2 separate regions of the Homo sapiens genome follow, and region 1 is linked to region 2. The links are chromatin contacts, found by Hi-C or POLR2A ChIA-PET in ENCODE. All regions are on one chromosome and are shown on one strand. Each heading gives the region's core, a stretch centred on a gene start or an enhancer-like site at or near the end of the contact. The rest is flanking DNA. Distances are from core to core; before and after follow the strand shown. Region 1 overlaps LOC105370866 (a long non-coding RNA gene). Region 2 overlaps DENND4A (DENN domain containing 4A).

Region 1 (5,447 bases), core at 169-2,668, 170 kb before region 2:
CCAACCCCATTCCCAGAACACCTGGTTTGGGATGATGGCATTCCTTCCTTTTTTTTTTTTTTGAGATGAAATCTTGCTCTGTGGTCCAGGCTGGAGTGCAGTGGCGCAATCTCAGCTCACTGCAACCTCTGCCTCCCGGTTCAAGCAGTTCTCCTGTCTCAGCCTCCCAAGTAGTTGGGATTACAGGCACGCACCACCACATCCGGCTAATTTTTGTATTTTTAGTGGAGATGGGGTTTCACCATATTGGTCGGACTAGTCTCGAACTCCCAACCTCAGGTGATCCACCTGCGTTGGCCTCCCAAAGTGCTGGGATTACAGGTGTGAGCCACCGCATCCGATCATGTATGTATGTACTTATTTATATAAAATTTGTCCAGCTGGGTGCGGTGGCTCATGCCTGTAATCCCAGCACTTTGGGAGCCTGAGGTGGGCAGATCATGAGGTCAGGAGTTCGAGACCAGCCTGACCAACATGGTGAAACCCCATCTCTACTAAAAATACAAGGCCAAGCATGTGGCTCACCTCTGTAATCCTAGCACTTTGGGAGGCTGAGGCGGGAGGATCACCTGAGGTTGAGAGTTCGAGACCACCCTGACCAACGTGGAGTAACCCTGTCTCTACTAAAAATACAGAATTAGCTAGGCCTGGTGGCGCATGCCTGTAATCCCAGCTACTAGGGAGGCTAAGGCAGGAGAATCGCTTGAAACTGGGAGGCGGAGGTTGCAGTGAGCCGAAGTTGCACCACTGCACTCCAGCCTGGGCAACAAGAGCAAAACTCTGTCTCAAAAACAAAAAACAAAAACAAAAATTACCCAGGCTTGGTGGTGCGTGCCTGTAATCCCAGCTACTCAGGAGGCTGAGACAGGAGAATTGCTTGAACCCAGGAGGCGGAGGTTGCAGTGAGCCGAGATCGTGGCACTGCACTCCAGCCTAGGCCACAGAGCGAGACTCCATCTCAAAAAAAAAAAAAAAAAAATTTGCAAAGCTTCCATAATGTCTATGAAAGAGCAAGTATGAAAATTTCCCAGCTGGGTGCGGTGGCTCACGCCTGTAATCCCAACACTTTGGGAGACTGAGGCAGGCTGATCACAAGGTCAGGAGTTCAAAACCAGCCTGGCCAACACAGTGAAACCCCGTCTCTACTAAAAATACAAAAAAATTAGCTGGGCGTGGTGGCATGTGCCTGTAGTCCCAGCTACTTGGGAGGCTGAGGCAGGAGAATCGCTTAAACCCGGGAGGTGGAGGTTGCAGTGAGCTGAGATCGCACCACTGCACTCCAGCTTGGGCAACAGAGTGAGACTTAGTCTCAAAAAAAAAAAAAAAAAAAGAGGAAAAAAAAGAAAATTTCCCCAAATTAGAAGGCTACAGTGACTAATTTCTGGGACTTTCTGGGGCTGCTCTGTGAATTGGGCAGCTGCACTGGGTGGCTGGCTGGCTGCTGAGAGTTCTTGCAGTACTGGCCCTGTTTGCAGCAGTGAGACCAAGTGAACCATGGAGGAGCCTCCTAATTCTTTCATTTATTGTTTGCCTTTTTTTTTTTTTGTAAAGCATCAATTGCTTTTGTAAAAACAAAGCTATTTTTTAAAGGACAGAATGGTCAACAGTGTCTGAGTATGATAAGGACTGAGTTGGGTCCAGTGGACTGAGCAACAGGGAAGTAGTGAGTGACCTAGTCAAGAATAGTATCTGTGTGGTGGTGGTGGTGGGGGTGGCTTTAAGAGAGTGAGGGAAGTGAGGAAGTGGAGAGAGAGAGAGTGAGTTTGGACAATTATTTCTGGAAGTCTGGCCGAGAAAAGAAGGCATGAGGTACAGCAAGGGGTGCCTAAAGGGAGGAAGGGGGAGGCAGAAAGAGGTACTAATTTTGTTTGTTTGCTTTGTTTGTATTTGTTTTTACTATTGAAAAGGAGCTAGTAGATAAGTGAATGATTCAGCAGAGAGAGAGACTGCTCCCTAAAAAGGAATCTCTAGAAAGCTGGAAGAGGATAAGAACCAAAGCACCACAGAAGTTAGCCTTCAACAGAATGACAAGCCTTGTAACTGGACGAGAGGAGGAAAGGCCACATACAGATCAAATGGAGGGCTCTCTTTCCAATGAGAACAGACACTGAAATAAAGAGGGCCCTTAGCCGGGTGTGGTGGCTCACACCAGTAATCCCAGCACTTTGGGAGGCCAAGGCAGGAAGATCACTTGAGCCTAGGAGTTTTGAGACCAGCCTGGGCAACATAGGGAGACCTTATCTCTACAAAATAAATAAATAAATAAATAAGGCCCTGCAGGGGCCGGTGCTATTATTTTTAAAAGGAGGGTATAGCTTTTACCACATAGTATTGAACTAGGTGCTCACCCTGTTTGCCCTGAAATGGAAAAGCTGTCTGGGATAGAAACGTTCATTATCTTGACTGCAGTGGTTTCACCAGCATATGCTCATGTTAAAACTCATCAAATTGTACCCTTTAAGTAGGACAATTTATTGTATAACAATTATACCTCAATAAAGCTGGTTGTTATTGCGGGGAGGACTGTTTTGTTTTATTTTGGTTTTTTTCTTACTCTTTGTTTTTGTTGTTGTTTTTAAGCTGGCATGCCTCAGTCAACAGGGGGCATTGTTGTGCATGCCAAGATGGGAAAGTGGTTTTCCCACCTGAATTTCAATTCTACGGCCCTTCTGGCCAGGTGCAGTGGCTCACACCTGTAATCCCAGTACTTTGGGAGGCCGAGGCAGGCGAAATCACCTGAAGTTAACTCAAAATACAAAATTAACCAGATGTAGTGGTGCATGCCTATAGTCCCAGCTACTCTGGAGGCTGAGGCAGGAGAATTGCTGGAACCCCAGTGGCAGAGTTTGCAGTGAATCGAGATCGTGCCATTGCACTCCAGCCTGGGCGACAAGAGCAAAACTCAGTCTCAAAAAAAAAAAATAAATTAAATAAAATAAAATAAATTCTATGGTCCTTCTATTTTTCCTGGGCTTTTCTCAGATGACAGAGCTCTTATTTATAGGCACTAAAAGAAGGTAATTAAATAATTATAGGATGAAAGTATAAGCAAATGGATGTGCAGATGTCTGCTGAAATACTCTTGATGCCTGAGTAGCAAGCACTTTATAAACTCAGCCAGACAAAGGAGGAGATTGCAGGACAAAATCATTTATTCACAGCCATGTGGAAGCCATACATGAGATTCTCTGGTGGTAAAGACTGCAGTTGCTGTCTTCCAGAGAGAAGGTTTTGTTATGCAATTTTTTTTTTTTTCTGAGATGGAGTCTTACTCTGTCGCCCAGGCTGGAGTGCAGCGGCATGACCTTGGCTCACTGCAACCTCCACCTCCCGAGTTCCAGTTATTCTCCTGCCTGAGCCTCCCGAGTAGCTGAGATTACAGGTGTGTGCCACCATGCCTGGCTAATTTTTGTATTTTTAGTAGAGACAGGGTTTTACCATGCTCCCCAGGCTGGTCTCAAACTCCTGGCCTGAAGTGATTCTCCCACCTTGGCTTCCCAAAGTGCTGGGATTACAGGCGTAAACCACTGTGCCTGGCCTGTGTTCTCATCTGGAAAATCCAACTGATAGCCTTTGCCTTACCAGTGTTAAATCACGTTTAGCATAAAGCTGCCTCCTTACATATCTTAAGTTCAGCCTAAAGGTTTCTCTGTACATCATGAACTATAACCTAAATGGAGCTGTATACAGGCTGTAGTCTACTTTTGTGTCAATCATTGAGTTTTGGCCAGTCAAGGATGGCCAACTGTTCAAACGTGTTCAAATAAGGCAAACACCGAACTGTAACCCATCCAGCTGTTTCTCCTCCTCACTTCTTTTTTCTGTTTGTCATTTTCCTTTTTCTGGCCATAAATCTTCCACCATGTGGCTGCGCTGGAGTCTCTGAGCATACTCTGGCTCAGGAGGCTGCCCGATTCACAAATTGTTCTTTGCTCAATTAAACTCTTTTAAATTTAATTTGGCTACAGTTTTTCTTTTAACATCTGTTTCTCAGAATAAAAGTGAAAGATTCCAATGAAAACATTGAAAAAGTAAAAAGAGCTATGAATGTGACATCTTAATGCAACTGCAACAATTTGGCAACACAATTGGTAATCCAGGGTTGCCGGGTTTGTGAAAAGGTACACATCTCCTGGGCCTCTGCCTCTTCCAGATACTTACGGCCAGTTTTGTTGATAGAGTACACTTGTCAATGACTCTTTCCTCCCATCCAAGCTTCCATCCACCATACCTATCATAACAATACCATAAGGTAAACATTATTAAGCCCCAGTTACAGTTGTATGAAAAGTAGTACAGAGAGCTTAAGTGTCTTCTTTACAAGCTAATAACAAATATATATAGAAGAGCTGGGATCTGACCCCAGAACTCCAACACTAATCTCTGGTCTCCTATGTTTCTCTGTTATCTTTTAAAACACCAGTGTCTTGGCCGGGTGAGGTTGCTCACACCTATAATCCCAGCACTTTGGGAGGCCGAGGCGGGCACATTGCCTGAGCCCAGGAGTTCGAGACCAGCTTGAGCAACATGGTGAAACCCCATCTGTACTAAAAATACAAAAATTAGCCGGACATGGTGGCATTCACCTGTAGTCTTAGCTACTCAGCAGGCTGAAGTGGGAGGATAGCTTGAGCCCAGGAGATGACGGAGGTTGCAGTGAGCCATGATCGCACCACTGTACTCTATCCTGGGCAACACAGAGAGATCTTATTTCAAAAAAAAACAAACAATGAAACATTAGTGTCTCTAATACAGTAGTCACCAGCCACAAATGACTATTTGCATTTAAATTAATTAAAATTAAACTGGGCCGGGTGTGGTGGCTCATGCCTATAATCCTAGCACTTTGGGAGGCTGAAGTGAGTGGATCACTTGAAGTCAGGAGTTCAAGACCAGCCTGGCCAATATGGTGAAACCCCATCTCTACTGAAAATGCAAAAATTAGCCAGGTATGGTGGCATGCACATGTCATTCCAGCTATTAGGGAGGCTGAGGCACGAGAATTGCTTGAACCTGGGAAGCAAAGGTTGCAATGAGTCGAGGTCACGCCACTGCACTCTAGCCTGGGCGACAGAGTGAGACTCTGTCTCAAAAAAAATAAATAAACAAAAATTAAACTGGATAAAAACATCCTCGCTTTCCACATTGCAAGTATTCAGTACCCATGTGTAGCTACTATATCAGACAGCATGGATATACAACATTTCCATCATTGCAAAAAGTTGAAATGAACAGTGTTACTGGCACACTACTGTATGCATCAGTAAGACACAGACTGGTGAAATATTTACTTTTACCTGATTCTGCCCCTCTTTCATCCTTATTGTCTAATTCTGAATGTTTTCTCTAGTCCCTCCTTCAGTCTTCTACCTAAATGCATGCCTGGAACTGGCCTGCTGGCTCTGAAGGGCACCCAGCACACAGGGCAGACACGGGGATTTTGATGA
Region 2 (5,319 bases), core at 1,675-4,174:
GTCCAGCCCAAGCCTAACACTTTTTAAGGATATCTATACAGCAGTCCCTCCTTATTCATGGTTTTCCTTTCTGAGGTTTCAGTTACCCATGGTAACTGTGGTCTCAAAATATTAAGTGGAAACTTCCAGAAAGAAACACTTCATAAGTTTTAAATTGCATGCTGTTCTGAGTAGCATGATGAAATTTCGTGCTGTCCCATCTGGGATGTGAATCATCCCTTTGTTCGGTGTATCCACGCTGTGTATGCCACCTGCTTGTTAATCATTGAGTAGCCATCTCTGTTATCAGACCCACTGTGATGGTATCACAGTGCTTGTGTTCATGTAACTCCTGTTTTACTTAATGGCACAAAGCAGTGATGCTGGCATATTGTTTTAATTGTTCTATTTTATTATTAGTTATTGTTAATTTCTTTTTGTGCCTCATTTATAAATTAAATATCACAAGTATGTATGTATAGGAAAATACAGTATATATAGGGTTCGGTACTATCTGCAGTTATAGGTATCCATTGGAGGTCTTGGAATATAGCTGCTGAGGATAAAGGGGGACTATTGAAATTCATATTGCAATCATGTGCTACCACTCTCGTCATTCCTTTACCCTGGATTTTTGTTTAACATTTAGGCCATTTGTTTGTTATATGTTCATTTGTATTTTCGGTATGTTGTTTTATAAAAGTGTCTTTACTTTTTCATATACTGCCACTGCCACTAAATGGTGGTCTCTAAGTTCAGGAACCTTGCCTTCTCTCTTCTTGTGCTGCATGCCTATGATTGTGCATGTGCTTCGGATTTTCAGTACATCATACATGAGTGACAAAGATGTGAACTCAGCGTTATCTGGGCCAGGGTGTTGGATGATATAGGATGGGACTCCTGGATTTATCTTTCTGTGACTTTCAATCATGAGCAAGAGGAGCAAGATGAGTTCTTCTTGGTACCCTTTCTCACGGATCTCAAGTACTTTGTTATATCTGATCTTTAGAGATCATTAGCTTTTCCACACAGCCCATCTTCCTGTAGTAGATATCAAATGTAGATAAATCAGTCTTTTTCTGTTCTCTTTTCTGTCTCGCACATATACATCCTAAAAAATATTTATAAGAATTTTATAAAATACTTATGAAAAATTATCATGTAAGGATCATTAATGAATGTTTATTGTATAACACAGATTCCCCGCCACTGTATGTCTGAAGATAGCAAATATGTTTTAATACAAATGTTATGGGACAATATGAAGTTACATCAGGATCCGGGACAGCCCTTGTACATTCTCTGGAATGCACACAGTAAGTGCCATCATAGAATGCTGACTTTGTTCATATGAGAGTAATCTCTACTAGCTTTAAATAGCATAAACCAATGTATAACTGACTTTTATTTTACTGTACTACTTTTTGTCTTACAGGTCAAAGTCGTACTCTTTTGTTTGAGAGTGAGTGTTTGATTTTTTTAGTGCTACCTTCTATGGAGGTCTAAGGGTTTTTTTTTGTTTTTTGTTTTTTGTTTTGGTTTGGTTTTTTGAGGGGTGCTGTGTATGTGCTGGAGGGGTTGGTTGTGTTTTGCAGAATTCAGCTTTCAGCACATTGCTCATCCCAATTTCTTCTTTTTACTTATTTTTTATTTGTTTCCATCCCAGGCTGCTGATTTAGAATTTTCATCAGAGGCTGTATTAAGGGAAACAATATTCTTAGTTATTGTCTATTTAAGACCACAGAAAGCTTTAGACCTTTTTTTGTCATTATTTGTCTTATTTTTTGCTTTCTTCATTCTTGGATTCCTATTTCTTTATCTATTGCCCTTAATTTATTTTTAGTGCTTTGTAACTTAATATCTGTCAGTTGCTGCTTAATTTCTTTCTCCTTTCTACACAGAACATTTTCCTTCATCTGTTCTTTTGTTCGTTTACAGCCCAAAAATATCCAATGGTCCATTTATTGCAAAAAAGTGATAACTCATTTAACCAGGAACTGTTGAAAAGTATGGTAAAAAGCATTAAAATGAATGATGTCTATGGACCAATGAGTCAGATTTTAGAGACACTGAATAAGTGTCCACATTTTAAAAGACAGAGGTAAGTCCTTCTCTTAGACGAATATATTGTTCTCCTAGGCAGATTCATATTGTTTGCTTAGTAATTTGTTAGAATATCTCATGCTTATGATAGCATTAAATTTTTTATAGGGAACATATGGACTATATGGATACTAATATTTTCTCCATGACTTTTTCTCCCTAGGAGTTTATACAGAGAAATACTATTTCTCTCACTTGTGGCACTGGGAAGAGAAAACATTGATATAGGTAATTTAGCTTTATATCTAATATGTAATATTTATATATCATGGAATAGTTTTCAAAGTATTTTTATATTAGTAGTTATACTTTATTAGTAATATTAAATCTGTAATTATATAAAGGTAGATTAGTTGTTGCTAAGGACCAAGAGGTGGGGTGAATAGGGAGTGACTGCTAACTGGTATAAGGTTTCTTTTTGGTGAGATGAAAATGTTCTGGAATTAGGCAGTGGTGATAGTTGTACAATCTTGTGAATATACCAAAAAAACACTAAATTGTACACTTTAAGTTAGTGAATTGTATGGTATATGGATTATATTTCAATTTTTAAAAGTTAATCTGACAAGAAAAGGACTAGTCAGGAAAAATTATTTAATTGAAAGGAGCCGGGTGCGGTAGCTCATGTCTGTAATCCCAGCACTTTGGGAGGCCAAGGTGGGTGGATCGCTTGAGGCCAGGAGTTTGAGACCAGCCTGGGCAACATGGTGAAACCCCATTTCTACCAAAAAAAAAAAAAAGTTAGCCAGATGTGGTGGCACATGGCTGTAGTCCCAGCTACTTGGGAGGCTGAGGTGAAAGTATCATGTGAGCCTGGGCAGTCGAGGCTGCAGTGAGCCATGACGGTGCAGCTGCATGCCAGCTTGGGCTGTAGAGCAAGACCTTATCTGATAAAAAAAGAATCAACAGAAGGTGATTCTTTTCTAGAAGCTACTGTAATTACATCAGGGTAATGCTACCAGGGGCAGAGCTGGAAAAATCAATGGTACAGAATAGGGAGTCTAGAAATAAACATAAATATCTATGGGAATATAATATATAATAAAATCAGCCAGGTGCAGTGGTTCACGCCTGTAATCCCAACACTGTAGGAGGCCAAGGCGGGCAGATCATCTGAGGTCAGGAGTTCGAGGCAAGCCTGGCCAATATGGTGAAACCCCATCTCTACTAAAAATACAAAATTAGCCAGGCGTGGTGGCGCATGCCTGTAGTCCCAGCTACTCAGGCGCCTGAGGCAGGAGAATCACTTGAACCCAGGAGGCGGAGGCAGCAGTGAGCCGAGATTGTGCCACTGCACTCCAGCCTGCGCAACAAGAGTGAAACTCCGTCTAACCAAAAAAAAAAATAAAAAAAAAAAAATATATATATATATATATATATACACACACACACATATATATAAAAAATAAAATGTTAGGAAAGGTAGACTATTAAATGGCATTGGGATAGTCATTCTAGCCACTTGAGAAAGATGCCAGAACTTAACCAAAATCATGAATAGTGTTATTTGAGCTAGGCCTTTTAACTATGGTGAAACAGAGGATACCAAAAAGGATTATTCAGATCCTTGTTACCATCCCTTTATTCCCTACCTAATACAAGCCCAGACTGTAGTCAGATATTACTCTAGCCCTCTGCCAAAGGTGGGATTTCCTTGAATGTCTAAAAAATTCCGGACCTCCAAGCTAGAGAAGCTCACTTGCTCATGCACTTGACTCAACTCCAACAAGCCTTCATGGGTACCACTGTGGTACTGTTTCAGAGAGGAAAGATGTTCTTAGGTCCGTCACCTCCCCAAAGCAGAAAAATAGGATCTTAGTGACATTGTTATAATTCATACCCCATTTGGCTCTCTGAGGGGCAAATTTTTATCCAGTATGTGTTTAAAATAAGCAATAAGTTAGCATGATTTCTAGACTGAGAGAAACTTTTAGCAGAAGCTTGTAAACCTCTGTTGTCCCTTTTTGTCACATGTGGACTATCTTCTGGGGAAAAGGCACACAGACCTTGGTATAACGTCCTTAAAAATAAAAGTAACAGTCTGTTAGCTCCATCTGTTGCCATGTGGAAAAGGGAAAAAAAAATCATTACATGGTGATTTCAGATATTTGGATTATTTTCCCAGAGGTAGCCCATAATATAGGAAGTTAGGACACACAAACCAAAAAAAATTTCTGTTGAAGCAAAATTTAAATTTAAAAAATGAAACCATAAAAGGACTAGTGTAAAGAAAATATGGGCAAAAAAACTTTTTGTCAATCCTGGTGGGAAAAGGCTATTATTTATTTTTACTGTTTTTATTGAGTATGCAAAGCAAAGTACCAAAAAAGTGTGTGTGGTATTTGGTGGTTTTTAACATCTGTACCTGGTAAAATTAAAAATTGGCATTTTCAAACCTTTAAGTTTCACTGGTCTGTGCAATCCAGCTGTGGTCCTTTGGATAAAGAAATGTCCTAGCAATTCCTTCTTGGCCTCTAATGTTGTGTTTCTGTAGTATTATAGAAACTTGATAGTTTTCAACATCAGACCTAAATTTCTTTATTCTTTTATTTCTTTATCAATTTCTGCAGATGCTTTTGATAAAGAGTACAAGATGGCATACGATCGTCTCACACCTAGTCAAGTCAAGAGTACACACAACTGTGATAGACCACCAAGTACAGGGGTGATGGAATGTCGAAAAACCTTTGGAGAACCTTATCTTTAAGATGTATTTGTATGTGTAAACATTCAATGTATATTGTATAGTCAGTGTATAAAATAACACTTTTAGACTCTAAATATTTTTTCTTCAATTTTTGAAAATACAATTTGTAAATGGTTCAAAAGACTCAGACAGCTTATGTACAGAATGTTTGAAGAAGAGAATAGTGACAAGTGGGGAGAAAGCCACTTTGTTTCTCATTTCTTTTTTCTTCTTCTTTAACTCCCCTGTAATAGGAAATAAAGTATTTTTGTGATGAGGAAATCCCTAAACAAAATTAGTTGCCATAAAATATGACAACTGCTTTATGGTTTCTTTTGGAAGAGACAGATTGAAAAATCATGAATGGAATCTAAACAGAAATGTCAGATGAACGTATTTCCTGTTTTCATAGACTATTCAAATGTTTTGACCATGAAGTTGTATTATACATATTTTAAATTGTTTATAGTAAGTTGATATTTTTTTAATTTTTAAATTTAATATAGCAAACTTAAAATGAATTTAAACTTAAGCAAGCAAGCGTGTATTTT

The links. A loop is a pair of places that touch in the nucleus more often than their neighbours do. ChIA-PET counts read pairs that join two places held with the same protein, here RNA polymerase II (POLR2A). Pooled maps may share reads with other maps.
Region 1: a loop to region 2 is called in a map with no recorded cell type, with 2.4 times the contacts of the local background. The contact joins two enhancer-like sites. A Hi-C loop is called at or near these places in 1 of 168 maps with a recorded cell type or tissue (PC-3), 2 of 37 single-sample maps with no recorded cell type and 2 of 50 pooled maps. POLR2A ChIA-PET finds 5 or more read pairs at or near these places in 4 of 52 experiments (IMR-90, MCF 10A, activated CD8-positive, alpha-beta memory T cell and 1 more).

What each region holds. Positions count from the first base shown.
Region 1 is chr15:65,834,067-65,839,513 of GRCh38, reverse strand. The region is part of intron 1 of LOC105370866 (a long non-coding RNA gene); the gene reads right to left. Among named protein-coding and RNA genes, the nearest start is that of TRQ-CTG1-4, 32 kb to the left of the region's middle. RefSeq lists an enhancer at 4,975-5,447. Within about 2 kb of position 1,418, at least 2 of the 41 ENCODE cell types and tissues checked have a DNase peak (open chromatin) inside an H3K27ac peak, as active enhancers do.
Region 2 is chr15:65,661,321-65,666,639 of GRCh38, reverse strand. It overlaps DENND4A (DENN domain containing 4A), which reads left to right. Exons shown (of 33, transcript NM_001320835.1): 30 at 1,178-1,295; 31 at 1,918-2,080; 32 at 2,246-2,310; 33 at 4,653-5,319. The coding sequence ends at 4,789. Among named protein-coding and RNA genes, the nearest start is that of SNORD13E, 33 kb to the left of the region's middle. Within about 2 kb of position 2,924, at least 2 of the 41 ENCODE cell types and tissues checked have a DNase peak (open chromatin) inside an H3K27ac peak, as active enhancers do.